Regions from separate parts of the Mus musculus genome. Here all the other regions are linked to region 4. Evidence: chromatin loops called from intact Hi-C (ENCODE). Cell type or tissue: heart. All regions are shown on one strand.

Region 1 (4,000 bases), 140 kb after region 4:
CTTGAACTCACTATGTAGAAGAGCTGACACTGACCTCCTGATCTTTCAATACACAGTGCTGATTACTCCACAATACAAAGCGCTGGATTACTGATTTACAATCACATTCTTTATGAAGGATTTTCAACAAGTAATCATAGTCTACTTCCTATCTCTTTTACATATTTCCACTATGGGCTTTGCAGTAAGTAATCATAGTCTATTTTCTATTTCTTTTATATACTCTCATTATGGTACAAATTAGCCTGCAAAATAAGCTTTCTTTCGCAAGTGTTATCTTCTACAGGAAATCATAAAGAGCTAGAAAAAAGGGAAAAATGATGTTTTTCTATCTCTGCACCCCCAGAATCCCTAACATGTGTGGCACTCGGCTCTTTAATGTTAAAGAAATGAGGTTATTAGGCTGATATTAGACATTTAGAAGGTCAAAATAAAACTAAAAGAAATGTACTTGAAAGCCTATTTGGCCACTGAGAAGTGGGCCTGCCCACAAGAGAGAGAGGAAAAAAATAAGGATCTGCTTGTGTGTGTCCCTGTCTATTCTGACCTGTCTGCCTCTTTCGGGTATTCTCAAGATGAAGTAAGTGTCTAAGCAGTGCAGGCCTCTAACCAACGCTACCAACAAAGCTTGGGTGCCATTGGAAATTACTTAACTGGTTTTCAAAAATACTATTTCTGAGACTGGAAAAGATATGCTCCATTATCTCTAAGTTTAAAGATGTCATAATAGGTTAAGAGTTGTTTTGAATCCATAAGTAGTAATTCACTTAAAAACAAAACAAAAGCCCAAAGCCCCTTTTAGAGCTACATTAAATGACTGCTTTTAAGTATCCCCATAGCTAACATAATTAACAAATTTAGCCTATGGGTACTTTAAATCTTCAAAACGTAAGCTTAAGCAATAGGTTTCACCCAGTGTTTTCCTATTCACACCCGATTCCATAATAGAAATTTAGCTTGTAGCTACTACTAGCTTCAAACAAAATTTTGTGACTGGTTTAACTGGGCTTCAGAAAGTTACTAAGAAAGTGGCTCTTTAAATGGACACCAACAAATATGTGAAGTCATTGTTTGAGAGCTTAAGGTGACTAGCAAAACCCAAAGCTGAAGGGCGAGCCAAGTTGTAAGTGAAGATTATAACCCTCCAATTTTCCCCATGCTTTATCCTTGTCTGTAAAGATAATAAAACCCAAGACAGTCTCCTTTGGTTCAGTTATATCGTATGCAAACACATGCCCAGTCGACCCTCCAATCTTCTAATTCAGACAGGATATGCAGTGTAGCCTCGAGCACTGGGATACTTTACTCAAAGTAATAACGCACAAAAAAACCACTCCCTCACAACAAGGCATGTGTCAGAACAGTTCGGAATACCGACACTGTGCATATCACCCACTAGGGTTGCGCGATTGCTGTTTCTTCTCTGGGGAGGTACTCTAGGGTGTTTTCCTATAGAAAGGCCTTGGTGAAAGGCCTAAGGTAGGAGTTTACGATCGCTGACCAGCCAGGGGACCTCCTGCGATTGAAGGGAAGGACAACCCGAGCCAGGCCGCAGCCCAGTACTGCACCTTCCCAGCCAGCTTCAAGCCGGTCGCAGAGAGCAGGGCATGCCGCAGATCTCTCCGCCCGCCCCAGTCTGAAAGAGGGTAGGGGGCCGTGCCGGCTCCGCCCTCCCCCGCGGGGCATGGGCTCACGACCACACAGGAAGGCCACGTCCCCAGGGACAGGCACCACTCTATGGTGTGCATGGGGGGGGGGAGACCCACGTGACCAGCACGTAGCCAATCCCGGGACGACAGCCCGCCATAGAGACGGCCGCAGAGGCGGCTAGAGATGCCCGCCGGCAAGTCACAAGCGCCCGCCTATCCCGGCTCGGTGTTCCTAGCTCGGTGCTGCCGCCATCTTCCAGGAGGAAAGGATAGAGGCAAAGGGCTCCCTCCCCTTCACTGCTCCGCACTCACGCTGCCACCTGCCCGCCCCCGGTCGTCTCTCGCTCTCAATGGACACCTTATTCCTCCTTAGTAAATATCCTTCCCACAACTCTAGTTTCCCATAAAGCGGAGAATCTCGTTACCTGCTCCTCTTTTATTAGCGTGAGGAATCCAAGCTCATAAGGTAGGAACTGTGGCGAAACAGGAACAAGACGCCATCTTGGTAAAGGAGAAGAGGCTACGCTTGACCTCCCCCCGCCCCCAGCCTCTATATGGCCAACCGCCGTGGGAGGGGCACAGCGCCTGCGCAGAGGCGGACGGCAGGATCGCGTCCACGCTTGCGCTCTGCATGCAACCGCGGAGGAGGGGACTACTCGGGGCCCAGGAAGGAGTTGGCAAGGGGCGGGACGGCGCGATGACGCCATCTGTTCGCGCGCGCTCTACTGGGCGGGGCAGGTCCGTGCTCTCGCCTGACGAGCGTTCTCCGGCGTGTGAGCGGGTAAGTGTGTGGCAATGTGTACCCACTGTCGCGCGGGCTCGAGTTGAGCTGGCTGTCCTGAGAAAGGGCTAGAGTTCTGCCCTCGCCCGGGCCGCCTAGGCGGTGATAACGGGTACGGAAGTGAGCGCGTGGGGGAGGGGCGGCCGCACCCTTAGTCCGGGGCTCCAGCGATGGATGCCTGGCTGGCGTCGTCCCTTCGAGGACAACTGGACGGGCGGCCCCCATCTGGGTGATCCTGCTGGCCAGGTCCAGGGCATTGGGGCGGGCGTGGCTGGGCCCAGTGAAGTTATGGCGCACAGTCCAAATACTATGTGGTGGAGAGTCGGGCGTTAGGTTCACATCTACGAAGCACTTGCGGGGCCATCTTCCCACGTAACGGTGCCATTTCGTCCTAGGGATGAAAAGGACTAGTCACCCTGGGATGTTAATGAAGTTCCCCAATTTAAGGCAGTGACAGGAGCGTTATGGAGTGGTTTGTCTGCTGTGGCCTTCCCCGAGGTAGTGCGACGCTAGACAAAGGGCTGCAGCCCTGTAAGTGACACGGGAAAGGGAGCATGGAGTGGAGGCCTTTGACTGAGAAGCCATGAAGTCTAACTCTGAAGCGGACCGCAGGCCCAGACCACGCCTGGCCCTTTTGTATCTTCCGGCCTCATTTGTTAGTGGCGCCTTGCCTTGTCCTGTACTACGTTTCCAGACTTTCAACACATAGAACTTCTAGTTCAGACCGTTGTGGTCTCTATGGCTGGTTTTAACCCAGTTTACTCCTCGTGTCTGGAGCGCAGTTAATCTCGAACATTCTCTGTCTAATGTTTATCTGTTGTGTAGTTCCTGTTCGCTGCTTGTTATTAGTTAGGACTCTCACTGGATTCGATATCCTTTAGACGGTTTAAGTGTTTCTCTGGCGTCAAATATTGGGGTCCCTACTGTCTATCAAGGGATTTAAGTTTTAGGTTTTCAACCGGGCGTGGTGGCGCACGCCTTTAATCCCAGCACTTGGGAGGCAGAGGCAGATGGATTTCTGAGTTCGAGGCCAGACTGGTCTACAAAGTGAGTTCCAGGACAGCCAGGGCTATACAGAGAAACCCTGTCTAGAAAAAAAACTTAGGTTTTTTGTTTTTTTTTTTTTTTCCTTAGTAGTGAAAATTGTTTTAGTATCTTAGATACATTTTTAAAATCCGTCTTGTTAACATAAGGAAAAACAGGAGTTTTGAAGAGGTCATAAAGGCTGTTTCTTCATGATGCTTCTAATTTGAGACTCCTTATTTTCAATGGCTTTTCTGGTAGTTGCCATTCAGGAATTCTTTGCAATACCCAGCATTCAAACTGTCAGTGTGTGCTGCTATATCTAATTTTGGGGATGATTTTTTTAGTTTTAAAAGTTGTCCTGATCCTTTTTTATCATTTTTCCACCTAGTGTCCCCCCCCCCCCCCCCTTTACAGAGCACCAGAGGTCAGTAAAGAACAAGAGCTTCTCCTTCTGGGTTTGCTGGGTAGCCTAGGGAAAGGAGGTGGGGCCTCCCTCTATTATCAATCGTGAATGTAATTAAGCTCCCTTTGTTTGTGGCTTGCT
Region 2 (4,000 bases), 170 kb after region 4:
TTGGCAGTGTGGATTGTGAGGTCTTGCAGCCACAATTCTAACCCCCTTCAGTTTTACTGCTTTTGCTAACAGATACTTGCTCTTTCACTAAGAAGTAACTTGTACTTGTAGAAATGTATTTTGAAAACATTTCACACTTCAACTTTGTATCCATTTAAATTAACCTTTTTCAATAAAGCACTATTGTTTAGATATTAAATGAGTAGTCCTCTTTTTGAGTAAAGTATGCGGGCCATTGTGAAGATTCAAGACCCCTATTACAACTGTATATCAGAGCAAGATGTTACTTGTATTAATAGCAGGCGTGCTGCGTATATTTTCATCAGAGATAACCCAGATACTCCAAAAGAAATCCTATAGCTGTACAGGTTATCAGATTGTCTGCAGACTACTTGATAAAATGGACAGTAAGACTTCATAGGTAAATTTACTAATTAGAAAATGAAGCAACAACTGTTAAACATAGTGGGAAGTAAAAGTGATCCAAATATATTTCTAATTCTCCATATTTGTAAGAAGAGAGATGAATTAGGAAAACAGTCTTAATTTTTAAAATGTTTGTTTATGTATTGGTTGGAGTTTTTTTTGTGTTTGAGGCAGACTCACTTTTGTAGCCTGGCTAACCTGGAACTCTTTATGTAAATCAGGTTGGTCTCCAACTCAAAGAAATCTACTATCTCTCTCTTTGCCTCTGGAGTGCTGAGATTAAAGATGTATACCACCATGCTCAGATTTTTACGTTTTTCTACCTTTTTATTGTATGTGTATGAGTATTTTGCCTGCCTGCATGTCTTTGTACCATGTGTATGCCTGTCACCCAAGGAGGCTAGAAGAGGAGGGTGTCAGGTCCCCTGGAACTGGACTTAGAGACCGTTGTGAGCAGCCATGTGGGTGCCAGGAACTGGATTTGTGTGTTGTGGAAGAGCAGCCCTTAACAGCTAAATCATCTCCCCAGCCCAGGAAAGTGACTTTAAAAATCTGAATTTGCTCTGGTGAGATGCCTTAGTGGCTAAGAGTACTTGCCTCATAACGTGATCAAACCTGAGTTTGATCTCAGGACTCATAAAGGGAGCAGAGCCACATAACCCCAAACTTTATCCTAATCTGGGTGGATGATCAATCTCTTCGGCCTGGCCTCACTCCGGTTTGTCAGCATGACCCCTGGATTGACCACCCAGTACTATCGGAGTCTTTCTCATCCTCTTGCTCTCTAAGCAGCGTACTGACACTAGGAAATGAGGCTCCTGCTCTCTAAATCACTAGGTTGCTCATGTCAAACCTCATTCTTGCCTTGTCCAGTCCAGCTCCTTTTCTTTTTTTTTTTTTTTTTGGTTTTTCAAGACAGGGTTTCTCTGTATAGCCCTGGCTGTCCTGGAACTCACTTTGTAGACCAGGCTGGCCTCCAACTCAGAAATCCGCCTGCCTCTGCCTCCCAAGTGCTGGGATTAAAGGCGTGCGACACCACCCGGCCCAGTTCCTTTTCTTAATGATGGACATCACAGTCAGTGGCTATGGCAGTGGCTGGTTACAAATAAGGGATAGCCAAGGTGGTGGAGGAAGTTGGGAAGCCTACTAAAATTGCAGACCCAGTCAGCCTGAGCTTCTAGGTTGCCTTGGAGAAGCAGAGAGCCCCCCCACCCACCCACCCTCCAGTGGGCTGAGGCCCTCCCTGCTTATCTTAAGGACTTATTGCCAAAGGCTAGAGTTCTATATGAATCGCTTGGGGGCCTGTGTGGATTTATTTAGCCTAGACTGGTTCAAAGGGCTGGCTCCCTGCAGGCCCATTCGCTTAACCAATGGAAGAAGAAAGTGAGTTTGCTGCAAGTCTGAAGTGGAAGGACCAGAATCCAGTCTCACCATTTTTCATTTCCAGAAAGCCTCAAATCCAGAAAGGAACCGCGAGGGCTTCGAGGACTCTTAGCGTAGCCTGCACCTCAAAAGCGTCCCTTTAGGAACAGCTGGTGCCTAAAGACCACGGTTCCACTATTCCCTGGTTGGGCACCACGGATGGAAGGTAGGAAAGAGCCTAGTAGTCAGGGAGGCCTGAATGCCAGAATAGTCCCGCGAGCTTGAAGTCCAAGGCCCCACCCAGAATCGGGGCTGCCCTGCTTGCCAAAGCCAGGCTGTAGGCTGAGACCCGCCCCTGTGCCAAAAGTCCCGCCCAGGGCCACCCGCATTCCAGAGTCCAGGTCTGGGGTAGTCCTCCCGTTGTTCCAAAGCTGCGTCCAAGATAGAATCCTCCCGTCGCCTTGTCAAAGCGAAGACTAAGACGGAGAACTCGCGGGTTTCCTAAGTCCCACCCAGCACAGAGTCCTCAGGTCCTAAAGCCCCTCCCAGGGCCGAGGACACGCACAGCCCGCCGAAGCCCTGTTGCACCCGCGGAGAAGCTGCACAGCTTTGCTTCTGACTTTATGGGGCTCCCTCGCCCCGCCCTGTCCCATGTGATCACCAATCAGAGCTAGGTGCTGCGCTCGCAGGCGCCGGTCGGGAGGACCCGCCCGCAGGCCAATCGGTGGTGCGTCCGCGGGGGGGCGGGGCTGCGGCGGACGCGCGGCGGGGGCGGGGAAGCAGCTAGCTGTCGGGATCGGGCGGCGCGGGCGCAGGACGTGGAGGAGGCCTGGCTGGCGGCGGCGCAGGCCGGTGTGGCACGGTGAGGACGCGGCGGCCGTGGGCGGGGGAGGGGAGCGAGCCGCGCAGGGGCGCTGGGTTGGGCATGGGCTTCCTTCGTTGGCCGGACCTCAGCGGAACCCGAGCCGGACCAGGCCTGAGGCTGGCCGTCCACCAGAGAAAGTCCACGCCCGGCTCTGAGGCCTTCGTGAGGCGCGCCAGAGTCCGCGTTTGACAACACACGTCTGTGGACGGCCTGTCGGTGGAGGGCGAAGGGAGGGAGAGTCTCGGGTCCAGTCTGGATGTCCGCTGAGGACTGGCTGGAGAGTTGCTTTTGTAGATGGGCAGTCTGGGGAGGGCTGAGAGCTGCAGAGTTCCAAGGAGCCAGGCTGTCAGCAGAGTACTGAGGACAGGAACAGCACACGTGGAGACCAGCTGTCGAGGAAGGGGGGTGATCAGAGTCTCAGCATCTCTCGTGGACACTGAGTGTCCCGTGATGGGTTAAGGGCCACAAGAATGTCCTGCTGAAGACCGCCCCCACCCCCAGGCCAGTGCTCTACAAAGCACCTTGGGAAGCAGCACCCGGAGCCACAAATGAAAGCCCAGAAGGGCATTCTTTTTTCTTCTCGGCCTTTCCTTCAGAACTGAGACTCGGATATTCTTACTCTGCTAAGATCTAGAAACAGTACTGGCCCACTGCCTTTTACTCATCCGAGATTATAAGCACCTTTGCCATTTACACACGTGGCAGTGATTTCTTAAACTCTTTCATGTCCCAGTAATGGTGATGAAAAATTGAAATGAAAACAAGGCATTCGTGAAGGAAATAATGTCGATACACCGTGCTGAGAAAGAATGGAGAGCCTTAAGATTCCGGACAGAATCTTTAAAGGGGTGGCCTTTCTCCCTAGCTTTGTTCTGTTTCCATGAGGTGTTTTTGACTGGGCCACTGTGAAAATATTTGGTAATTAGTGGGTAGCACCGAATTAGAGTCGGTCTTGTGGAGACGGCATTATGATCAGCAGCACAGATTCTCACAGTGTTAGCAAGATGGAAAGGTCATTTGAAATGGGGAGGTATGAAGTAACCTTTACTTGTAGGCCAAATAAAAGTTTTGTGAGTTTCGGGACGTGGGAAGGCATTTGTGAAGCGCTTTGTGGCTGTTTCGTTGTCAGTTCTAAAGTTTTCATATATCCCTGTCCCCCACCGTTTTTTGTTGAGACAGTTTCCATAGCCCGGGCTGGCCTCCAACCCGTCATCCTCCTTTGTCAGCCACCTGAGGGCTGAGTGTAGGTGGAGCACAGGGGTGCGCCATGGCTTCCTATGCATAGCCCCGTTTTAAATAAAGCACGGGAAGACCTTGCCCGGTGGGGTTGTGGATGACTCTCTGGGA
Region 3 (4,000 bases), 96 kb after region 4:
CAAACTACTAAGGTACAAAGAATGCAGAAAAGCTCTGGCCTACACCAGAATGAGCTAAATAACAGGGATGCCAGGCATAGGGGTACCCACCTGTGTCTGTAGTCTAGCAACAATGTCTTTGCGGGCTTTCATGACGGCATCCAGCTTCCCTGAGACCATGATGGAGAGACCTTGATCTTTAGCCAGAGAGAGTTCCAGGTGAGCACCAGTCCTCTGCATGATCTCAAGGCAGATTTTTGCTTGTTCACCCTCTCCAAACTGGTTCATGTCCTTATATTTTCTCTCTTCCAGGGGTACATGAAACACCTGTTCAAAAAAAAACCCCCAGTGACAAAGTTAACCTATCAAAGAAGAGAAGAATGACTATATACAATGTCTTTATTACTCATTCACTCACTAAGCAGTGACCTAGGACACGGCAGATGGATAGGAGAAATCACTTACGGCAGGATTTAAAGGGGAGAGAGTGACAGGGTGAAAAACACTAAGGGCACAATGGAAAGACCTTTCTGAAGAGAAAGTAGCACCCATCATAGGAAACAGCAGAGCAGCAGGCAGGAGAGAGCAGACTGAGAGGCAGCATCAAGAGTTTTAAACATAACAAGGTTTGCTTAGAGTCAGGAACTTGATGCAGAGCTGAGGAAGAGCAGAGCTGGAAGAGGTTTCAAACCATTTAACAAGACTTAAGATGGCAGCCAGGCCATAAAGAAAAGATCAAGATGCAGTTGCTCACGTACACAAAGACAAGGAATTATGGTTACATGGGTGATAATTTTCTATCACAGCCAGGCACCAGTCCTAATACTCATTATAGTATCTCAACTGTAGCTAGCAGAGATGAGCCAGTGAAGTAAAGAAAGCCAGGAAATTAGTTAGCTGCTCACAGATAGACTTAACTCTTTTACTTTAGCTCTAGCTGGCTTCTGACTCACCCAGCAAACACTAGCTTTTGACCATCACACGAGTAGGAAAGGCAGACCTGGCAGCTAGGGACTACACCAAATAGAAAAGCACACGGCTCCATGAATCTAACAAATATGGCCTATCTCAAACTGTGCCAGCCCAGAGTGCTAGGATGGGATGATTATGGCAAAAGGTGTGCTCTACAGAACTCCCGGGCCCCAAACCCAAAGCGCTCATCAACACTGCATATTCAGAAACCTATCAGATCTAACTACTTCCGACAAGGAACAGTTAATGCAAAAAGAAATGGTGCTTCTACCTGAGTGATGACAGAGGCCTTGATGGGCCGGATCTTGTTACTCCAGGCTCCGGCAGGTTCTTGGGCACTCTCCAAGCAAGCTGCTTTCTCAGGAAGTGGAGGGAAGGCATCCTTGTAGGTTGGAGGGTCATTTTCCTCTTCTGAATTTAAGGTGGCAACTAGACCAGAGAACACAGATTAGGAGGAAAAATACAACCCAACAGTATATGAATAAAAATGAAGGGTTTTAGTAGGAACCCTCCACTGGAACAATGGTTTGAGTGAGCTCACAGCTCTAGGAAAAGACCTCACACTGTCACCAGGCTCAGCACCGAGTGTTTGACCTGGATGGAGCTCGAGTCTCCCAATCCCAAAATGGAAACTTTTCTCCCTCTACATGTTCCCACTATGAAAGGTCAGACAGTATTAGCCCCATTTTAGCACTGAGATGTACAAAACTCTTGAAGGCAAGCTTATGACACATTTTTAGGTCCTCATACTTTCTTTTTTTAAAGATTTATTTATTTTATGTGAGTACACTGTTGCGGTCTTCAGACAAACCAAAAGAGGGCATCAGATCCCATTACAGATGGCTGTGAGCCACCATGTGGTTGCTGGGAGTTGAACTCAGGGCCTCTGGAAGAATAATCAATGCTCTTAACCTCTGAGCTACCTCTCCAGCCTCAGTCTTCACATTCATTTCTTTCTTTTTAAATTAGATTTAATTTTTCACTTATTCACTTTATATCCTGTTCACTGCCCTCCTCCCAGTCACCTCCCCCCAAATATTTCCTCTGTCCCCTCCTCTGGATCCCCCTGGGCATCACCACCACCACCACCACCACCACTTAAAGTCTTTGAAAGGCCAGATAAGGTAGTCCAGCTAGTAGACCTTATCCAACATACATGCGACAGCTTTTGAGATAGCCACATTTTCTAATAGTACAAATGCAAATCACGACTATAAATGATTGGCATAGAGTAGAAGTCTGAACATTGCTTTTAAGAACTACCTTCGAGGTAGGTCCCATGTTTCCCTTTGTAATGTATAATGGTGAAATTAACTCACATGGGCCTGTCTATGATGAAGACACTCAAGTCAAGACAGGGTACAGCAAGACTTGGAGAAGTTAGAGACCCTGATTATTAATCATGTTCATACTTTTGTCCAGTGAACCATGATCTCTACAAAAGCAAGGGTATGGCTTGTTTTGGTCCCTAGGGATGAGCAGTATCTACCAGTAGCTGGGCCCACAATACAACGGAGCATGCAAACATGGAAAGGACAGGATGACCTTTGGAATTAGATAGGCCTCTATTACAGGCTCACTGCTTCCTAGCCTGATGATGCTGGTGTGAGCAGAGGTTGATCATTTGCCCTTGTAAGATAGGAGACACTACTGATAGTTACCAGATACTGAGACCAGACCACCAGCAGTGTCTTAGGAATGACCAACACAGTGGTCACTGGGACTGAGTGGGTCAAGTGTAGTTAAGAAGTGAATTTTAAAAATTTAATTCATTTTAAATTAAGAACTGATATTCGATTATAGGAAAACTTAAATATCTTATAACAACTTAGACAATTTACTCTTTCATTGGAAAATTTTAGAAACTCAATTCAAGTTCAAGGATTAAAAATACTATCTTTTAAAGTTTGTGTTTGTAGCCATGCCACATTATACATGGCAGTTTGAGAACTTGCAGGAGTCAGTTCCTTCCTTCAGCCGCGTAGGTGCTGGGATCAGATTTAGGCCACCAGGCTTGACAGAAGCTGCCTTGTCAGTGCAGGTCAAAGACCTCTGTATAAAAAGTTAGTTTTCAAGTCAAAAAGCTCTGTGTTTATAAATATATTTACTAAAAATTAAGGAAAAATAATAGAAACTAGCTGGCTTTAAGATTTTTTTATATTGAACTGTTGCAATGCCATTTTTTAAATACACTGGGCTAAATATATTAAATGTGTAGTGGCACATGCCTATAATCCCAGAGGCAGGAGGACCATGAATTTGAGATCACTCTGGTCTAAGCAGCAAAAACTCTTGTCTGAAAATATTTGGGGGGAAAAAAAAAAAGAAACGAAAACAAAAAACAAAATTTACCTGTTCCCTAGGTTTGTAAAACTTTCAAATTGCTTAGGTGGCTAGCATTCTATTCTATTAGACAGTGCTGGTCTTGATCCTGGCCTTTAAGAGCACAGAAGTCAGACCTCACCTTCATTCTCAAAGAAGCTCAGTAATGTTTTAGGATGCTTCACAGCCAATATTATAGTACCTCATAGTTGGGACAGCAATTTTCAAAAGGATCCCACTAATAGACAGTTGTTAATTGGATTTCTAGGAAACTGCCCACGCTTGCAGCTGTTTTTGCAGTCATTCCTCAAACCTGTCCAATCTCACTTACAACCAACTAGTACAAATGAGCACAAAAGCCCAGTCTCAGAAGTTAACAAGGACTTGGAAAGGGGCCTGTCACCTTTGATTTGTTGTGGAACCAGCCCACTTCGATGTTCAGCAAAACTCTCTTGGGTCAAAACTGCAACGGAGCTCATGGTTGATCTCACGTCCACACACGATCCTAGTAAGACACTGTATCAAGAGAAGGGTAATCAGGGAGCAGAAAGCCCAACGGCAGCTAATTGTAATGATCTATGGACAGTTATTCTAATGCTTTAGTCGCTGGTTTAATCTCCTGTCTGTAAGCTATAGTATTTATTTCCTCACAAGGTCAATGCAAATTGTTCTTCAAGCTTTCAACAGAAGGGTGAACATGGGAACTACAAGCTCACTTGATCACCTG
Region 4 (4,000 bases):
CCAGATGCCCTGAAACGGAAGTTACAGACACCACCATGTAGGTGCTAGGAACAGAACCCAGGTCTTCTATAAAACTGCAACAGCTTTTAACTGCTGAGCCATCTTACAACCTCATTTTATTTTCATTATAATGCATGACTTTTTCATGCATTTTTATTACATTGTGGGAGTGTGTGTGTGAGAGAGAGAGAGAAAGAGAAAGAGAGAAAGCACAACCATGGATGACAGAAAACAACTTTCAGGAGTCACTTCTCTCTTTCTACCCATGTGGGTCCAAAATTGTCAGACCTTGGCAGCAAGTGCCTTTACCCACTGAGCCATAATGCTGGGCCCAAACTGTAGGGCTTTGTTTCCTTTTGGGGTTTGTTTTGTTTTTTGTTTTGTTTTGTTTTTGAGGCAAGGTCTCCAGAGTCGTTGGAAGTGCTGGGAAGAGAGGAAGACACCATCAGCCTGACAATTGGTATTTTTGTGTGAAGGTGGGTATTAAACCCAGAGCTAGTCACCTATTGGGCAAACCTTCCACCACTGACTGATAAAGTATGACTATTTGCCTTCACTATTCTGCATATTACATACACAGGCACATGCACTCAGTATGTGATCCTAAAAAGCAACAACTCATTATGAAATAAGAGATGAGTAGCGACAGTGTTCAAGGCTATATGTGACACCACCAGACTCAAACAAAATAAAGATGAGTAGGTGTTAGATAGCAGTTTTCAAGTAGAGTGTTTTAATGTGAAAGATGTACAGGCATCTTCTCTAGGTATCTAAATGCACTAATTACTGTTACAGCAAACAATGATACGATCATACCGTGGTTTTTCTACTTTTAAAACCAACCTATTGACAAAGTTAGGACATGTAATTATGGCTTCTAAATACACTGCCAAAGTCACAAAACCTTACTGTTTTTTTAGACCTTGTATGACCTCAGAATATATTGATATGAGATCTTAATTTATATAAAAAATACCATTCTTCAAACTAAATTGTTAATGCTACAAATTTTTATCTTAAAAGTAATTACAGGAACTGGGCGGCTCCCTTTGTTAAAAGTTTTTTTCTATGCAAGCATGAGGACTTGCGTTTAAATCTTTAACCACATAAAAAGCCAGACGTGGCTACACATAACTGTAATCCCGAAATTAGGGGGTGAAGATAAGTGACTCCCCAGAGCTCACTGGCCCGCTAGTCTAACCTTAAAGCAAAGCTTCCAGTTCAATCAGAGGCTTTCGGGCGCTGGCGGCTCTTGAGCGCGGGTCAAACGGCCAGAACCCGCCACCACTCTGGGGCCGGGGCTGGGCGGAGGGAGTGCGGGCGCGCGAGGAAAGGGCCAGAGCCACTCCACGACAATGCGTAACTAACACTCGCCGCCACCCGGAGGTTTTTCGAAGGCTGGTGTCTCACCCCAGGCTGGCGCAAGTCTCAGTCGGATTCACAACGTGAAGATCCGCGCGCTTCTGGCCCACCGACCAATCGCAGAACGACTTAGGCAGCATAACAAGGGACCAAGAACCAACCAGACACCCTGATGGGCGGACCTCAGTGAAAGCAAGCAGCTGAGCGCGCGCAAACAGTTGCTAGGGACGCACCGGACACCCACTACAGAGCCTCGGAGGAGCCAAAAGACCCGATTTCTTCGCGCCTTTCCCCCCCCTCCACGCCCCACTCCAAGTGACTGCAGTTTACTCTTACGGGAGAACCGAGGACGGTGAGCGACGTGCAGCCCTTCTTACGACGGCCACCTTTCCAAGGCGAGGACAGTGAGAAGCGGACGACACAGTGGCTCGCCGTGGGCTGGAGGCCGCAAACGTGAGCCCCAGGACCGGACCGCGGCCCCTCCCGCCTTCTCCAAGCATCCCCTAAAGGTGGCCTGTGGCACCAGTGTATCAGCACGCAGGCGCAGAATAAACTGGTTTCCCTCGCCTACCGGCTCACCGTGAAGTGAGGCTCCCGAAGTCGGGGGTGCAAGTCTAGTCGGCTTCACCTGTGGCCTGTAGAACTCTCCTGTCCGCAGTACCTCTACGCCTCCGAAGTTGGCATAGTGACTTGAGCGAATCCGCAAGCTTGAAGTGTCTCCCATGCTGCCTAAAGACTTTCCGGGATGTCTGCTTTCTTCGTGCTCGCCTAGACTCTACTCATTCATCAAACCCCTAACCCAGGTGGAGCCGGAGCCTGTGGGAACTACAATCCCCATGAAACACTGCGCCCGCGCAAGCATTGTCAGCTCGCGCTTCTATACTTTGTTCCATTGGCTGGCCTATTGGACCTGGAATCCTGATTGGCCCATGGCCTAAGGCGACAGATTCCGGAAAGGGAAAGAGCAGCCAATATGGCGGCAGAGCGCGGCGCGGGGCAGCAACAGTCGCAGGAGATGATGGAGGGTGAGCGGCCCCTGTGGGTGACCGGGGAGCGGCGAGCTTCGGGCTGGGCGGTCACGGCCTCTTGCGGGATCGGAATTCGGCCTCCAGCCTCCGGCCACAGCCACAGAGCTCTGACAGCTGCCAATATGGCTGGACAGCCAGGGAGGCTCGGAGCCCGGGAGTCCCGTCCCGAGGGCGGTAGCGGCCAGAAAGACAAGACCCTGGGGAAAAACGTGGCGCGAGCCCGCCCAGGGAGATTGGCAAGGAAGCCGTGGCTATAGGAACCTAGTCTTAAAGCTCCGAAGTTGACAGGCGAGGGGGCAGGGAACCGTCCTCCGTCAGCTCACTGGGAAACTGAGGCTTCAGGCGTGGGGAATCTACGAAGTCCAGTTTGTTCACGCGGCATGAATGGAAAAGTCTGCTTTGAAGCGAATGGGTTGTGGCAGAGAGATGGATAAAAAGGAGCTCCGGAAATTGAGTTTACAAGGCGTTGTCTTGTTTTCTAGGCATGCAGTCTAGTCTATATTCAACTTTCTTCCTTTTTTTCCTTGTGTTGGATTATGTCATATACATATGTAACATACATATATGTTACACGTGTGCATGCTTTTGTATACAGTTGTGTAGATACATGGTCATTACATGCGTGCATATATGTGTGTTAGTGTATACGAACAGACTTGTACATATGTACATGTACTTAACCCTACCCATTGTAGCATTAGGCAAATCTTAAATGTCTTTGAAAGACTCCACTATTTTGGTGAGGATTATTCACTTTTGGAAGGTCACTCACTTTTCTGGGAGGAGTACTAGGGAAGAAGGTTGCAGAGCAAGGGGCAGAGATGTGGAAGAAAAGACCAGTGAGTTTGAGAGCAGTGGGGCTGCCCTGAGATGGGCCCTGAAAACTCACTAGATGTCATCCAGACTGGGGTCCAGTGGGGAGGACCAGTATCATTCTGGAGAAAGGAAAACCAGTCAGAAGCAAAGGAGTATGGAAAGGTGACCTAAATTAGCAGTCATGCAATGGGGGTTGAGAAGAGCCAACAAGGAACGCTCTTAGAGAGACTTGAAGGAGTCGTGCTAGAGGTCTTTTGTTTCTAACCTTTGAATCTTTCTTAAGGAGGAAATGTTTCTTCCTAGCCCCCTCTTTCCTCCTCCAATACACCTCTCCCCTCCTTCCTCACTAAAGGGCAAATACACAAGCCAAGCTGTTTCTCTCGTCCACCCCCACACATGTCATTACCAGCTGACACTTAGGTTTCTATGGCCTATGTCTTTTTGGAGTTTTTTTTTTTTTTTTTTTTTTTTTTTTTTTTTTTGTGGCGTTTTTGTGTGGCTTGGTTTGGGTTGGGTTGGATTTGTCGTTGTAATGCCTTTCTTTTGTCTTTTAAGACAGGTTCTTGCCATTTCCGTGGCTGGCCTGTGTAGACCAGGCTGAGCATGTTTTGCCACCTTCTCTATCACTGCTAATGCCTTAACTCAAACCTTCCTCGTCTTGATAGATTTCATTGCCTTTTGCTAGCCTATTCTACCTAGAGCCTTGTAGTCACATTCTTGCACAGTGTCGCAGGCTCTGGAACCTCTCTACTGCCCTGAGGATAGAGGCACAGGGGGAGATACAGAGACTGTAA
Region 5 (4,000 bases), 390 kb before region 4:
AATGCTTTTGCTTTAGCTTTTTGAGACAAGCTCTTGTATGTTACCCAGGCTGGCCTTGAACTGCTGATCTCTTTGCCTCAGCTTCCGGAGTGCGGGGGATTACACAGATACATCACAGTACCAGACTTAAAGCCTTTTAATTTTACAGAGACTTCCCTTACAGGCTGACATGTCGCCTGCTTTGAGAATGTTCTATATGTATTTGTACTGGCTGGTTTTGTGTGTCAACTTGACACAGGCTGGAGTTATCACAGAGAAAGGAACTTCAGTTGAGGAAATGCCTCCATGAGATCCAGCTGTAAGGCATTTTCTCAATTAGTGATCATTGTGGGTGATACCATCTCTGGGCTTGGATTCTATAAGAAAACAAGCTGAGCAAGCCAGGGGAAGCAAGCCAGTAAGTAATATCCCTCAATGGCCTCTGCATCCGCTCCTGCTTCCTGACCTGCTTGAGTTCCAGTCCTGGTTTCCTTTGGTGATGAACAGCAGTGTAGAACTGTAAGTTGAATAAACCCTTTCCTTCCCAACTTGCTTCTTGGTCATGATGTTTGTGCAGGAATAGAAACACTAAGACAAATTGGTACCAGCCTAGTGGGGTATTCATGTGGCAACATGACCATGTTTTGGGGAGGGCTGTGGAAGGACTTTGGAACTTTGGGCCAGAAGATCCATTGGGTGGTAAGAGCTATATGGGGTGTTGTATAGAGCTTGGAAGATAATGTTGAGAACAGTGAAGAAGATGGAGGGCTGGCTTGTGAAATTTCAGAGGGAAGATTAAAGACTCTTATCAGGGCCATTGCTGTTTTGATTGAGAAGATTCTGTGGTTCTGGTTAGCTGGGGCTGAAGAATCAGCTGTGGTTACCAAGATACCAGAACTACTAAAGCAAAACCTTTGTACTTCTGTGACTATTGATGCTGGTTAGCTGGAGCTAAGAAATTAGCGGCGATTAAGAAGAGACAACCATCACTGAGGTGAAATCTTCTGGGAAGTGTTTTCTGAGAGCACAAAGAGGCTTTGTTCCAGAAATAGCCAATGTTGTGCCTTGTGCTGCAACAGGACTTGGTAATGTGTAAGAGTCACCCGGGTGGTACTGGTTTTGAAGGCATGAAGGGGTCATGAAGAGCAGCCGAGGCTCAGCACTGTGAGAGGCCACGGAAGGTTATTGGTGAAGGTGCAGTCTTAGTTGCAATTGATGGCCCAGGACTGAAGGGATCATGCAAAGGGGTTGAGGCTTAGCACCATGAAGAGAGCCTATGAGAGGCTATTGGGGAAGCCTAGTTAGAGCGGAAGACAGAAGTGTTTTGGAGATGCCAGTACCATGAGATGACCACCAAGAACAGCAGCAGCAGTGGAGTACAGGCATCTGGAGCCTAGAAGACAAGCTGTGTGCTACAAAGGGCAGAGCTCGAGAAGTGATCCAAGCCCTTGGAGGAATCCAGAAGTCATGTGTGGATCCCAGACACTGGACGGTTGGAGTTTGATTTTGCTTTTGATTGTGACCGTGCCCTGATATTTTTCCCTCTTGAAGGAAGAAACTATTTTAGTGGAGCCCACAGTTAAGAGACTTTTAATTGTAAAAAGACTTTGGAGTTTAAAAGATATTGGATATTTTTAAGGGATTGAACTTTGAATATATAAAGACTGTGGGACTTTTAAAGTTTAGATATTGAGGATGAATAAGAATGTAAGGGTTGAGCCTTAATAGTGATGTGTTTGTGTGTCAAGTTGACAAGGGGTCATTTTTACTGGCTGGTTTTGTGTGTCACAGAGAAAGGAGCTTCAGTTATCACAAAGGAACCTCCCTTGAGGAAATGCCTCCATGAGATCCAGCTGTAAGGCATTTTCTCAGTTAGTGATCAGGTGGGGAGGGCCCATTGTGGGTGGTGCTATCTCTGGGCTGGTAGTCTTGGGTTCTATAAGAAAGCAAGCTGAGCAAGTCAGGGGATGTAAAGGGCTGCAATCTATGTGCCGCCACTAGATGGTGCTAAACCTCTTTGTGCGCAGCTGCGAGAGCACAGCCCGCCAAAGTCACCAGTCCGTCTCCCGGGGCTTTTGCCCAACCCCTGGGGGCTTTAACCTATCCCCAGGGTGCATGAGGATCACGGGTGTTGCTACCAGTCCTAGTTTAGACACATCACCAAAAGTATTTAAGCCACACACTTTCTGAACCTTCTTTGTCTACCTCAATATGATATAGAAGTAAAGTTAACCACGGAAGAACCTGGCGTGTCCTGTGTTTATTTCCTGCGGGACAGAGATAAGCTCGGGATAAGAGGAAGCAAGCCAGTAAGTAACATCCCTCCATGGCCTCTGCATCTGTTCCTGCTTCCTGATCTGCTTTGGTGATGAACAACAATGTGGAACTGTAAACTGAACAAACCCTTTCCTCCCCAACTTGCTTCTTGGTCATGATGTTTGTGCAGGAATAGAAACCCTGACTAAGACAGTATTAGAAGATAATCCTTGTCCCACTGTTGCTAGGTGTGGTGTCCTATAAATTCCATTCAGGAACGATCCAGTGTAACATGTCCTGACTAATATTTGGTTGCCTGTTCTGAGTTCCTGTGAAAGATGTTAGAATTTAGTGCCAGTCCATTTGACATTAATACACCCAAGCGAGCTTTCTTACAATTCATGCTCCAATTTTACAACTTCTCTACTGTTTTATATTGTTTTTGTTTTACTCTTAACTTTGCTTTGTATTTAAAGTGAGTGTCACATGGCCAGCATAATGTTACATCCTGGATTTAAAATTTACTGTAATAATCTTTGCTTTTATTTTATTTCTAGGGGGTATTTGTGTTTGTGTAGGTGAGCATGTGCCACGCACACATGGTAGAGGGCAACCGTCAGGAATCAGTGCTGTGTCTCCCCCTTTTCTGAGGAAAATCCCTCTTGTTCCTTCATTGCATGCTCTGGGCTTGCTGACCCACGATGGTCTTCTGGGTATTCTTGTCTCCACCTTCTGTCTCTCATTGAAGTGCTAGGACTACTGATGTGTGCCAGTGCATTCGGCTTTTCCCGTGAGCTACAGGATAGAGCCCAGACCATCTTTAGAGCCTTGACAACTTTCATGGCAAATGTTCTTACCTGCTGAGCACTATCTCCTCTGCTTGTCTTTGCTTTTTAATTAGAGTGTTTATATGAGGCTATGTTTATGTAATTGCTGATATTATTTGGTTTGAAGCGACCATCTTTGTTTTCTGTTTATCTCATCTACCCCCTGTGCCCCACCCCATCTTGGGTTGCTGTTCCCTTGTTTTCTATTCCATTTATCTCCTATATCAGCTCATCTTATATTTTTGTTTTATTTTCAGTGATTATTGCAGGACTTATCACATGCATATTTACTTTATTGATGATTACTTAGAAGGAGTAAGAGTTAAGGAAAGAGGATGAAGAAGCAGACTCTCATATCTGGTGTAGGTAGGAGAGGTCACTCTGAATTGGCAAATTTTAGGGAAAATTGGCATTTGGGGTGGTAAGAGGGGTAGATGAGGAAGTCATCTAGACACAAACTGATTGTAAAGTACTTTGGAGGCATCTGACAGAAGACACCTGTTAGGCAGACCCCTGCATGGCCCGGCTTAAGCCGGAGTCCAGGCTGGTGGCAGTTTGGGGTCAGATCAATAGGAGCAAGAGAATCTACTAGGACAAGGAAAGGGTCAGGACCAAGATGGGCTCACAAGGAGGAGTGTGAGAGGAAAGGTCAGCGTAGGAGAAGACAAGATGACGTGTGTGCCATGGCTGCCACAGGGGAAGTGGCCTTTGTGGTAGTGTGGGCACCAGAGGGTTTCAGGGCAATGTACCAGAGAACCTTCAAGATCATTTTAAGTTCTAGACATAAATTTTCTGGTGGGTATTATCCAGAGTTTCACTCAAATAGTTATCAAAAAAGTCTCCAAAGTGAGGCCCTATTAACTTTGCTGGATGCCATTGCAGGAGAAGCAAGGTACTTCCTACCAGGCATGCACTGAGGGCGGGTGACCTGGGAGTCC
Region 6 (4,000 bases), 100 kb after region 4:
TCAGGACTGAATATGACTCTAATCTGATTTACAAATACCACTAGAGAAAAGAGTGCATGGCATTCGTGGGGTCCAGCTCTTCTGCCTCCTCCCTGTGAAGGCCAAGCAACAGAGACATCTATGTTCTCAACTCTTCTGGCCTCCACATGCAAGTCTCCTCAAGTGGGTACAGCCCCTCCAGTCCCTCAGGATTGAGGCCACCCCCACCACCTTTCCCACAGGAAACTGTGGTCTGTCAGCATCCAAACTTGGATATTACAATTTGCTTCTTAAGAGCATAAATGAGCATGGCAGAATAAGGTTAGTTCTCAACACAGAACTTGAACTAAAAGAAGAGAGGTAGAAGCCCAGAATCGGGGAGCAACAGGGCCTCCTGCGGGAGAGCAGTGAGGCTGTGGCAGCTGGAAACCTGTTGTTAATCCAGAAAATAGAAAAAGCTGTATGTGAAGAATCCTTCTTGATTCTGAACAAGGAAGTATTTAAATTGATTCCCCTGTGCTAAGTTGTGCCAACTACTTATGTAAGGGGCAACACTATGCAAGGAGAATTCAGTTATGCTTCAGAAAGAATTTCCTATCAACCTCAGCTAGAGGGACTCAAGTTCTTTATACTGTAGGCCAGTCTACATGGAGGGCACTGAAAACCTCCACCTTGAAAACCTTCAGCTGAGATGCAGGTTTCTCTTCCAAATTTGAAACTTCACTTTTACGTCCTCAGAAGCTTTTCGAAGGTGCCCTCTCCCCACCAAATACCGAAGAGTACAAACTCCAAAATTAAAAACAAAACCCAGCTATGCTGAGATCACAAACTATGTCTGTGACTACCAAGGCCGGCCCAGTGCATTACCCAGCTCTGGAAGTCAGAGACCCAGCCTGGGAGGAACTTTCGCAGATGCCACCTCAGCATGGCCCTCCCACCGGCCAAGAGCGCCCGCGGGCGGGGACAGGCTTAAAGGGACAGTATCCTGCTCGGCCTCCCTGCCTTTCATCCAAATTCGGTATTTTTCCGTAATGTATTTTTCACCCATGGACCCTGGGGCGCATCCAAGTAGTACTTGGGCCGGGAGTCCTCCAGTGACCACGTAGCCAGACGCCGCAGGTGAAGGTGCAGCAAGGCACCGCGCGGGACATAGGGGCCCCGGGTGAAGATCCCAGCTTGACGCGAACTAGGGCGCCACTGACCTAGCTAGGTCCGGTCCACAGCCCGTACGGCCGGGCCGAGCTGGGGGGAAGGGGTGCGGGGGAGGGGCCGGCTCGGCAGCCCACGTCACCAACCTGGCCAGGTCGTTCCCCTCCCCCATCGCGGCGGCCCGCCCGGTGAGCTAGAAGTCCAGGCGGTCCGGGCCCGCAAGCAGACCCGCGGCGCGTGGCGGACTTGGGAAAGTTTCTGCGCTCCGGCGCGGCCATGCGCAGAGTGACACGTAGCGGCCCCCGCCCGTCGCGGTAGCTGGAGACCAGGAGCCTGTGCGGCCGGGGAGCTGAGGAACCGACCCCAGCCGTGCTCAGCGGCGACCCCCCGCCGCCCCGCCCCTGGCACCCCCGCCCACCAGCTCGCCCGATCCTCACTCGTGAGTGTGACCACCCGAGAGTCTGTCCGTCTGTCGCTGCCGCTGCGCGGGAGAAGCCGGGACGCTCCGAGGCGCGGCGCCCGGGCCGCCGCTGCTATATAGGGCGGAGGCTCCAATCCCGCCGAGACACGTCAGACCGGCCGCCCGCCCCGCCCGCTGCGGGGTCCCTACAGCGCCCGGGAGCGGACCAACTCTTTAAGAGTTCTGCGGCCTGACAGGGGGCGAGGAGTTGGTAAGTTAATTACCTACAGAGAACAGGCAGGCCCCAGAGCCAGAGGTGCCAGAGTTGAGGCCACCAGAAACTGTGTCACCAAAAGAGAAAAGAAAGCTCTGAGGACCTCAGACAGCAGACAGCCCGGAAAACCATTTTACCATCCCCTAGAGCACCCCCTGATGGAACACATTCTCATTCTCTTCGGGATCTCTTCCTCCTGCTCCCACCTCTACTGCAAATCCTTACTCCATTCCTCAATGTCCAACACAACAAACTCCAAAACTTTCGAAGCCCTCTACACAGTATTATTCAGTGTCCCATATGTACAGACCAGCCTGCAGTGAATTCCTACCTCTCCCATACTCAGTTGGGACAGAGCAGAACCTCTGCCCTCAGAATGCTTCCTCCTTTGAAAGGACTAGTTCTGCCCTGTTGCGTTTATTGACAACTACTTGAAGAATTTGTACACAATCATTATTTTGAACCTCTCCTGAGGTGACATGAGCACACTTCTGACCTATACTGGACAGTGATATGCAGTGATATGCATCAGCACAGAATAGGCTAGTAACCAACAGCAGATGCCCCCACCTTCTTTTCCCCACTTCTGACAACTTTTCACTGTGTAGATTTGTCTCAGCTTCCTTCTCTAGTGTTTGGATTACAAGTGTGAGCCACCAGGTCTGGATAATATGTGCCTTTCTTGTGGGACAATGGTATGTGGAAGGGCTGAAGAGGCCTTCTGTAGTTGTCATTCTAAGGCTTACAAGCATTTGCAGCAGTGAACAAAATAAGCAATCAGACTTAGTATGTACTTAGAAGGTAGCAGCACGGTGATGGGCTCTTGATTGAGGGACTGGGAAGAGCTGCCCTAACTAGACTTTAGACTGAAGGACAAGGGGGGAAAATGGAATGTGCTGGAAAGAATGGGGATGGGGCTGCTGAATAGGAAACTATCTGAAAGTTGAGGTGTCAGAATTGAGAAGTCCAGGAGCCAGTAATGCGGCTGACAGGAACACCACAGTTCTTCATGACATAAATCTCTGAAGGTACTGCTTAAAAGACCAGAGGGCATTTCCAAGCTGCCAGCATAGTCACCGAGTGATAGAGCTTCTTAAAGCCTCTGTAGGCACCAAGTTGTCTTTCCTTCTGTGTTATTATTACTGTGCAAGGTGTCTTTCCCTGGTGATTAACCAACCAGCAACTAGAAGAAATGTTTTTGTTGTCATTCTTTTGTTCCTGAGGTCTCGGGCTGTGAAAAAGTTAATGTGGAGAGGCAAGCACCCACCAGTCAGTATGTCTGCTGTCAAGGGATCTCCAATGGAGTTAGTAAGTCCACATTAAGTACAAGCTGGCCCAGTGCCTGGCTGTACAGAGGCCTCCATGAGTGTGGTGGTACCCTGTAATCTCAGTACTCAGAAGGCTGAGGCGAGTACTGGGAGTTCAAGGTCACAGTAGGCTACAAAGTTATATGATGTCTCAAAAATAAAACAAAGCATGGACTTAATGAAAGCATTATTAAATCAAGGAGGGTGTGGTAACATTAGCTTATCTCAGCACCTGAGAGGTACAGCCACGAGGGTTAGGAGCTCAAGACCAACCTGGCCTTTCTATATAAGACTTTATCTGAAATGATAAACATGCACCACAAAACATCCCAGGTGCTCCTGGGATGCTAACAATTATGACTAGTTACTTTCAGTATACTGAAACATAGAAGTGTCAACTCTAGATGCCTCAAAAAGTGAACACTGGTCTGCAATATTTTGTTTTTCATACATCAAGGAACATGGAATAAGAATCCTGATTGCTAGCCAGGCGTGGTAGCGCATGCCTTTAATCCCAGCACTTAGGAGGCAGAGGCAGGCGTATTTCTGAGTTCGAGGCCAGCCTGGTCTACAAAGTGAGTTCCAGGACAGCCAGGGCTACACAGAGAAACCCTGTCTCGAAAAACCAAAAACAACAACAAAAACAACCAAAAGAATCCTGACTGCTTAAGGTGAAATGTTAGAACATAGTAACACTCTCCAATTCCCCAAATCATGATTCTCTAAAAGGGCTATAGCCTAAACAGAAAGTAGGTCTAAGGGGAAAATGAGAACACCAGCAACATAGTAACAACTAGATCTCTGGCTGGCCTGGGCTGAGAGACAAAAGCATCTCTGGGGAGTGCTTAGAAACATGGGACTACAAGTTCTTTAAATCCCCATTATCCTTTA
Region 7 (4,000 bases), 170 kb before region 4:
GCTCTAATTCTACACGCATCTTTTTTCTTAAAGATTTATTATTTATTTAATGTATATGATGAGTACACACTGTAGCTGTTTTCAGACACACCAGAAGAGGGCATCAGATCCCATTACAGATGGTTCAGCTACCATGTGGTTGCTGGGGATTGAACTCAGGACCCCTGGAAGAGCAGTCAGTGCTTTTAACTGCTGAGCCATCTCTCCAGCCCCTACACGAACCTTTAAGGAACGTCCACCTTATTTTCCTGCAGCGGCTCTGCTACTTTACATCCCTGCTTTCTTCTGCATTTAAAGCCAAACTTCAGCTGTAGGAACTGTTTTCTCTCACTCGGCTCAGCTGTGGGTGGCAAGCATGACTTTAACCCTCTGGATTCACCTGTTCTAACACTAGCTTCCCAGGGGTAGTGGCTAGGGCTCAGCCTCACAGGATGAAGCACTTCGGACACCATCATAGACTGCCCTCTGCCCTCTGCCCTCTGCCCTCTGCCCTCTGTCCTCTGACTGGCCAGTTAAACCCGAGGTCTCCTTGAGCTCAGTCACCCGCACAGCACTTGACACTCAGGCTTTAACATCCCTGACTTAAACATCCACTCTGTGGATCAAGGACACCCACAAAGAAGTAGGGCAGGTACAGGGAGAGGCGTAGAGCAAAAGCACCCCGTTGAGGTACATGCCATCCCAACCCTGCATCTACACCAAGCCCCTCATTAGGGTTTTCATGGGTGCCTCCTGTGTAATACTACTGATTAAATCCCCAGTGACTTAAGAACTAGATCACCAGATGTCTTGGAGGTGGGCAGAAAGATCTAGAGCTCTCCTCCAACCTTGGTCATCCTGGAGCCCACAGGGACCCAACCACCCATCTCTCACTCCCCCTTCAAAGTCATGCTTCACTCCACAGATCAAGGGTACAAGGTCCCGGGAGTGCAGGCCCACCCAGGACAGGAGCCCACAGTGGTCCAAGTGTGGCCTGGATTCAATGCTAATCATATGCCGTCCAGGGAAGGAAGTACTGACTATCTCTGTCCCCAGAGCCACATGTCCAGACACCAGTGCCACTGCGCTGACCAGACATATCCTCTTTCAGACCTTCTTTCTCATGGTCCAGAGACAGGCTCAGCCTCCTCACCAGAATATGCCAATCCTTGACAATGGCACTCCAGTTTTCTCTCCTGTCTCGCCCACCCCTCTCTCTGCTCCCTCCTCACCCCGTGTTCTTTATCCCAGGCCTTTGCTTGCACTGCATTGCAGGCTGACCACCTTCCCCAGGAAGCCTGTGTGGGTGTCAGGACATAGAAGCAGACAAGACAGACAGCCTCCTCACCCTGCTGAGCAGTCCCTGCTGTGAGTCATTTTGTTGTTAGTGATTCATACCTTTGGCGGTTCCAATAAGGCTTTCAATGACTTGTGCTGGGAACCTGTCTGAGCCTGTTTGTGTGCCAAGCATTGTGCTCGGGATGGACGGGTAAGTTGTCCCCCTTCATCTTCATCCCCTGCTTCAACATCTAGTCCCCTTGTGACTTTGCAAGCTTCTGCTCTAAGGGCAATGCCCCAGCTTGGCAGGCATAGTGTGGAGGTGGGGAGGGGAGCCTATCAAACACAGGAGTAGACATTACCAGGTACAGAGCCCATCAGACATCCTGACCAAACCCTCTGCAGAAGGCCAAAGTGCTCTGAGCCTCCAGCTGGCCTGCTCATGGCCATGCTAGTTCACTGAAAGAATGCAGGGGGACCCATGGGCATCCAATCAGATGCATACTAGTCAGGTGACTGTCTAGAGATCTGCATATCTAGCAACTAGTCCCACAAGTGTTTGGGAGCTCAAGGCTGCGTCTCAGTCCTAGCACAGACCCTGTCAGCAGTCCCGAATAGTCTCACACAGGGGAAGAAGGGCAGAGTTTCTAAGACAAGCTATCTTATTTTAAAACATCTGCTTCTGGATCATGGCTAGTGCTAAGACACTTCAACCCACTTAATATGCCACAACTTACACACTGTCACAGGTTCTCTTACTATCCATAATGTTGGATGGAGACCCTGAGCCCAACCTCAGTTCCAGAAGTTGGGCAAGACCGGTTGTCCTCCTGCAGTACCAGAAATGGCCACACGGGGGCACTATTGTAGCTCGGCACACAGCATTAGCAGCAGGCCTAGCCACCCCTGAACTATACTGGGTTGTAGGACTATTCTCCACTCCACATCAGACACCCAGACCGGTCCTGAGATAGTATCCAAGTTACACTGGGCTTGACAGTTGGATACTCTCTCCCTCAGAGATTTTAAATGGAGGTTTGGGAGTCCTGCCCTTATTGCTTGCTGCTGAGTTCTTTATTTGGAAGGTACCAGTGAGTCCTGCCTTTCTCCGTACCTGAAGTGGCCAAGTTCCTTTTGAAATCCACTCTGCTCTCCCCTGGGGGCCAGGACCTAGACTGTCCACCTGTCTGTGGCCGCACTCATGAACAAGAGACGGTGAATTAGCTCATGTGTTTTGCCATTTCTGCTTACTGACCACCATGCCTGACATAGGAAGACCCTGCAGGGCTTTAGGGAGTGGACCAGCGCTGCTGGCACTGTAAGAGGACCCCAGAAAGTCCACCAAGGACTAACTCTGTGGAGGGAGAAGCAGTTGGGACTTCACATTCATGCCTTGGCCTTGGCAGTACCTGTTTAGTTTGGCTGGGAAAACAGAAACCAGCCCTCACCTCCTCAGTTGCATCGGGACAGAGTTTAATGGGTTGGGTTGGGTTTGGTTTGGTTTGGTTTCTCCTCTATCTGGAAGGAGAGCGCTGGCCTCACCTGCTGGGGACCATTTCTAGTACCTGCCAGGTCCTAGTTGGGCTGACTCTTAGGCCAAGAGGGGGAATACCTGAATGCTCTCTTCTGTCCCCACTGCTTGAAGCAGCCGTGAAAGGACACCCTACCCCTGCATCCTCACCCCCACACACACCTCCCCCCACCTCAAGAAGCCCCTTGTGGTGAACAGACTTGACACTTCTTCCCACCCAACCTAGACAGCAGCTCTGAGAGCTGAGAAAGGCCTTGCACCTCAGAGTCTGGGCTCCGATCGGCCCCTGCCCTTCCTTACCAGTGGTTGTGCTTGGGTATTGCTTGGATTCACCTGCAGAGTGATCCCCGTCCAGATCTGGAAGGGACACACATAGACGGGCCATGCCTGTGGAACAGGGTTGGAGGATAAGATGCCCCCCACCCCTAAGTTGGAGCCTATCCTTGTGATGGGATCTTATCCTGGCTTCAGACTCGAATTGAGGGCTGAATTTCCACATCTGCAACAACCGCTGCCGCCCCACCCCCACCCCGCACCTTAATGTTTGAGTCAAGATCCAGAATGGGGGAGGGTAGGTACCCCGTCCTCAGAACTCCCCACTCCAGTCAGTCTCCAGGCAAGGATAAAAGTGCAGGAGGTTCCTAGGCCACAGGGACATAGAGCAACTAGCTAAATTCACAGATGGTAGCAGGACATATCCTTGAGCAGTGTGTTGATGGCACAGCGGGGCCCCTCCTCGGTTCTCTTAGTCCTGCTCTGACCCAGAGGGTGCGATAAAGAGGCATGTCCCCTAGATAGGACTCCCTCAACAAGACCACAGCCAAGTGGGAGGCAGTGGTGTCTGTCCCCACTGAGCCTCCAACACACCCATTTGGAGCTAGATCTAAATGCATAGGTTACTGACAGGGTCTTTGGCCTCCCTAAGGTCTTCGGCATAGGTCGAGCTGACACGGAGGGCAGTAGGGAGGAAAAAAACATAGCAAAAACTCTCTGAATCTGAGGTCTTTTAGAAAAGTGACCGTGGAGATCCCTTTTGCCCAGTCTTGGTGTCCTTCCCACAATACGAGCCCCACCCCCACCCCCACCCCCACCCCCACCTCCAGGCTATCCAGGCTTCCCGCTGCTGCGCTCTAGATCCTTCCCCTGGCCCTAAAGATGGTGACCCACCCAGGCTGGGGAGCCACTGGTAGCAGCAATGGACAGAGCCTGCGG

Evidence for each region. Hi-C counts contacts between places; a loop is a spot of excess contacts. Peaks named below come from ENCODE experiments on the same cell type or tissue, not always from the same donor. Only the 100,000 strongest peaks of a DNase experiment are listed, where the experiment ranks them.
Region 1: it touches region 4 in a loop (2.0-fold over the local background); 5 of 42 quality-filtered maps call a loop at or near these places.
Region 2: it touches region 4 in a loop (2.5-fold over the local background); 13 of 42 quality-filtered maps call a loop at or near these places.
Region 3: a loop joins it to region 4, with 2.5 times the contacts of the local background. A loop is called at or near these places in 2 of 42 quality-filtered maps.
Region 5: it touches region 4 in a loop (2.3-fold over the local background); 2 of 42 quality-filtered maps call a loop at or near these places.
Region 6: a loop joins it to region 4, with 4 times the contacts of the local background. A loop is called at or near these places in 2 of 42 quality-filtered maps.
Region 7: it touches region 4 in a loop (8-fold over the local background); 14 of 42 quality-filtered maps call a loop at or near these places.

What each region holds. Positions count from the first base shown.
Region 1 is chr1:93,476,639-93,480,638 of GRCm38, forward strand. It overlaps Septin2 (septin 2), which reads left to right and starts at 2,355. Exons shown (of 13, transcript NM_010891.2): 1 at 2,355-2,430. It also overlaps a transcript of Hdlbp not described here. In heart, a CTCF peak has its summit at 1,898; DNase peaks (open chromatin) are centred at 1,793 and 2,363; H3K4me3 peaks cover 3,632 bases; H3K27ac peaks cover 3,081 bases.
Region 2 is chr1:93,509,535-93,513,534 of GRCm38, forward strand. Septin2 (septin 2) reads left to right here. Exons shown (of 13, transcript NM_010891.2): 13 at 1-199. It overlaps Farp2 (FERM, RhoGEF and pleckstrin domain protein 2), which reads left to right and starts at 2,570. Exons shown (of 27, transcript NM_145519.2): 1 at 2,570-2,650. In heart, no CTCF peak of the experiment used is centred here; DNase peaks (open chromatin) are centred at 2,497 and 3,887; H3K4me3 peaks cover 2,083 bases; H3K27ac peaks cover 1,690 bases.
Region 3 is chr1:93,437,004-93,441,003 of GRCm38, forward strand. Hdlbp (high density lipoprotein (HDL) binding protein) reads right to left here. Exons shown (of 28, transcript NM_001301364.1): 3 at 3,677-3,789; 4 at 1,223-1,380; 5 at 91-306. The coding sequence starts at 3,752. Among named protein-coding and RNA genes, the nearest start is that of Hdlbp, 6.7 kb to the right of the region's middle. In heart, a CTCF peak has its summit at 1,809 (motif pointing right); no DNase peak of the experiment used is centred here.
Region 4 is chr1:93,341,325-93,345,324 of GRCm38, forward strand. Pask (PAS domain containing serine/threonine kinase) reads right to left here and starts at 1,464. Exons shown (of 18, transcript NM_080850.2): 1 at 1,202-1,464. Ppp1r7 (protein phosphatase 1, regulatory subunit 7) reads left to right here and starts at 2,304. Exons shown (of 10, transcript NM_023200.3): 1 at 2,304-2,387. The coding sequence starts at 2,336. In heart, a CTCF peak has its summit at 2,403; DNase peaks (open chromatin) are centred at 1,537 and 2,277; H3K4me3 peaks cover 3,303 bases; H3K27ac peaks cover 1,816 bases.
Region 5 is chr1:92,954,850-92,958,849 of GRCm38, forward strand. It overlaps a transcript of Gpr35 not described here. Among named protein-coding and RNA genes, the nearest start is that of 9430060I03Rik, 6.3 kb to the left of the region's middle. In heart, a CTCF peak has its summit at 1,974 (motif pointing right); a DNase peak (open chromatin) is centred at 1,972; H3K4me3 peaks cover 227 bases.
Region 6 is chr1:93,444,015-93,448,014 of GRCm38, forward strand. It overlaps Hdlbp (high density lipoprotein (HDL) binding protein), which reads right to left and starts at 1,687. Exons shown (of 28, transcript NM_001301364.1): 1 at 1,566-1,687. In heart, a CTCF peak has its summit at 1,950; DNase peaks (open chromatin) are centred at 927 and 1,667; H3K4me3 peaks cover 2,825 bases; H3K27ac peaks cover 2,461 bases.
Region 7 is chr1:93,172,476-93,176,475 of GRCm38, forward strand. All of the region lies in intron 1 of Crocc2 (ciliary rootlet coiled-coil, rootletin family member 2), which reads left to right. Among named protein-coding and RNA genes, the nearest start is that of Crocc2, 6.1 kb to the left of the region's middle. In heart, no CTCF peak of the experiment used is centred here; a DNase peak (open chromatin) is centred at 2,116; H3K4me3 peaks cover 583 bases; H3K27ac peaks cover 871 bases; H3K27me3 peaks cover 3,013 bases.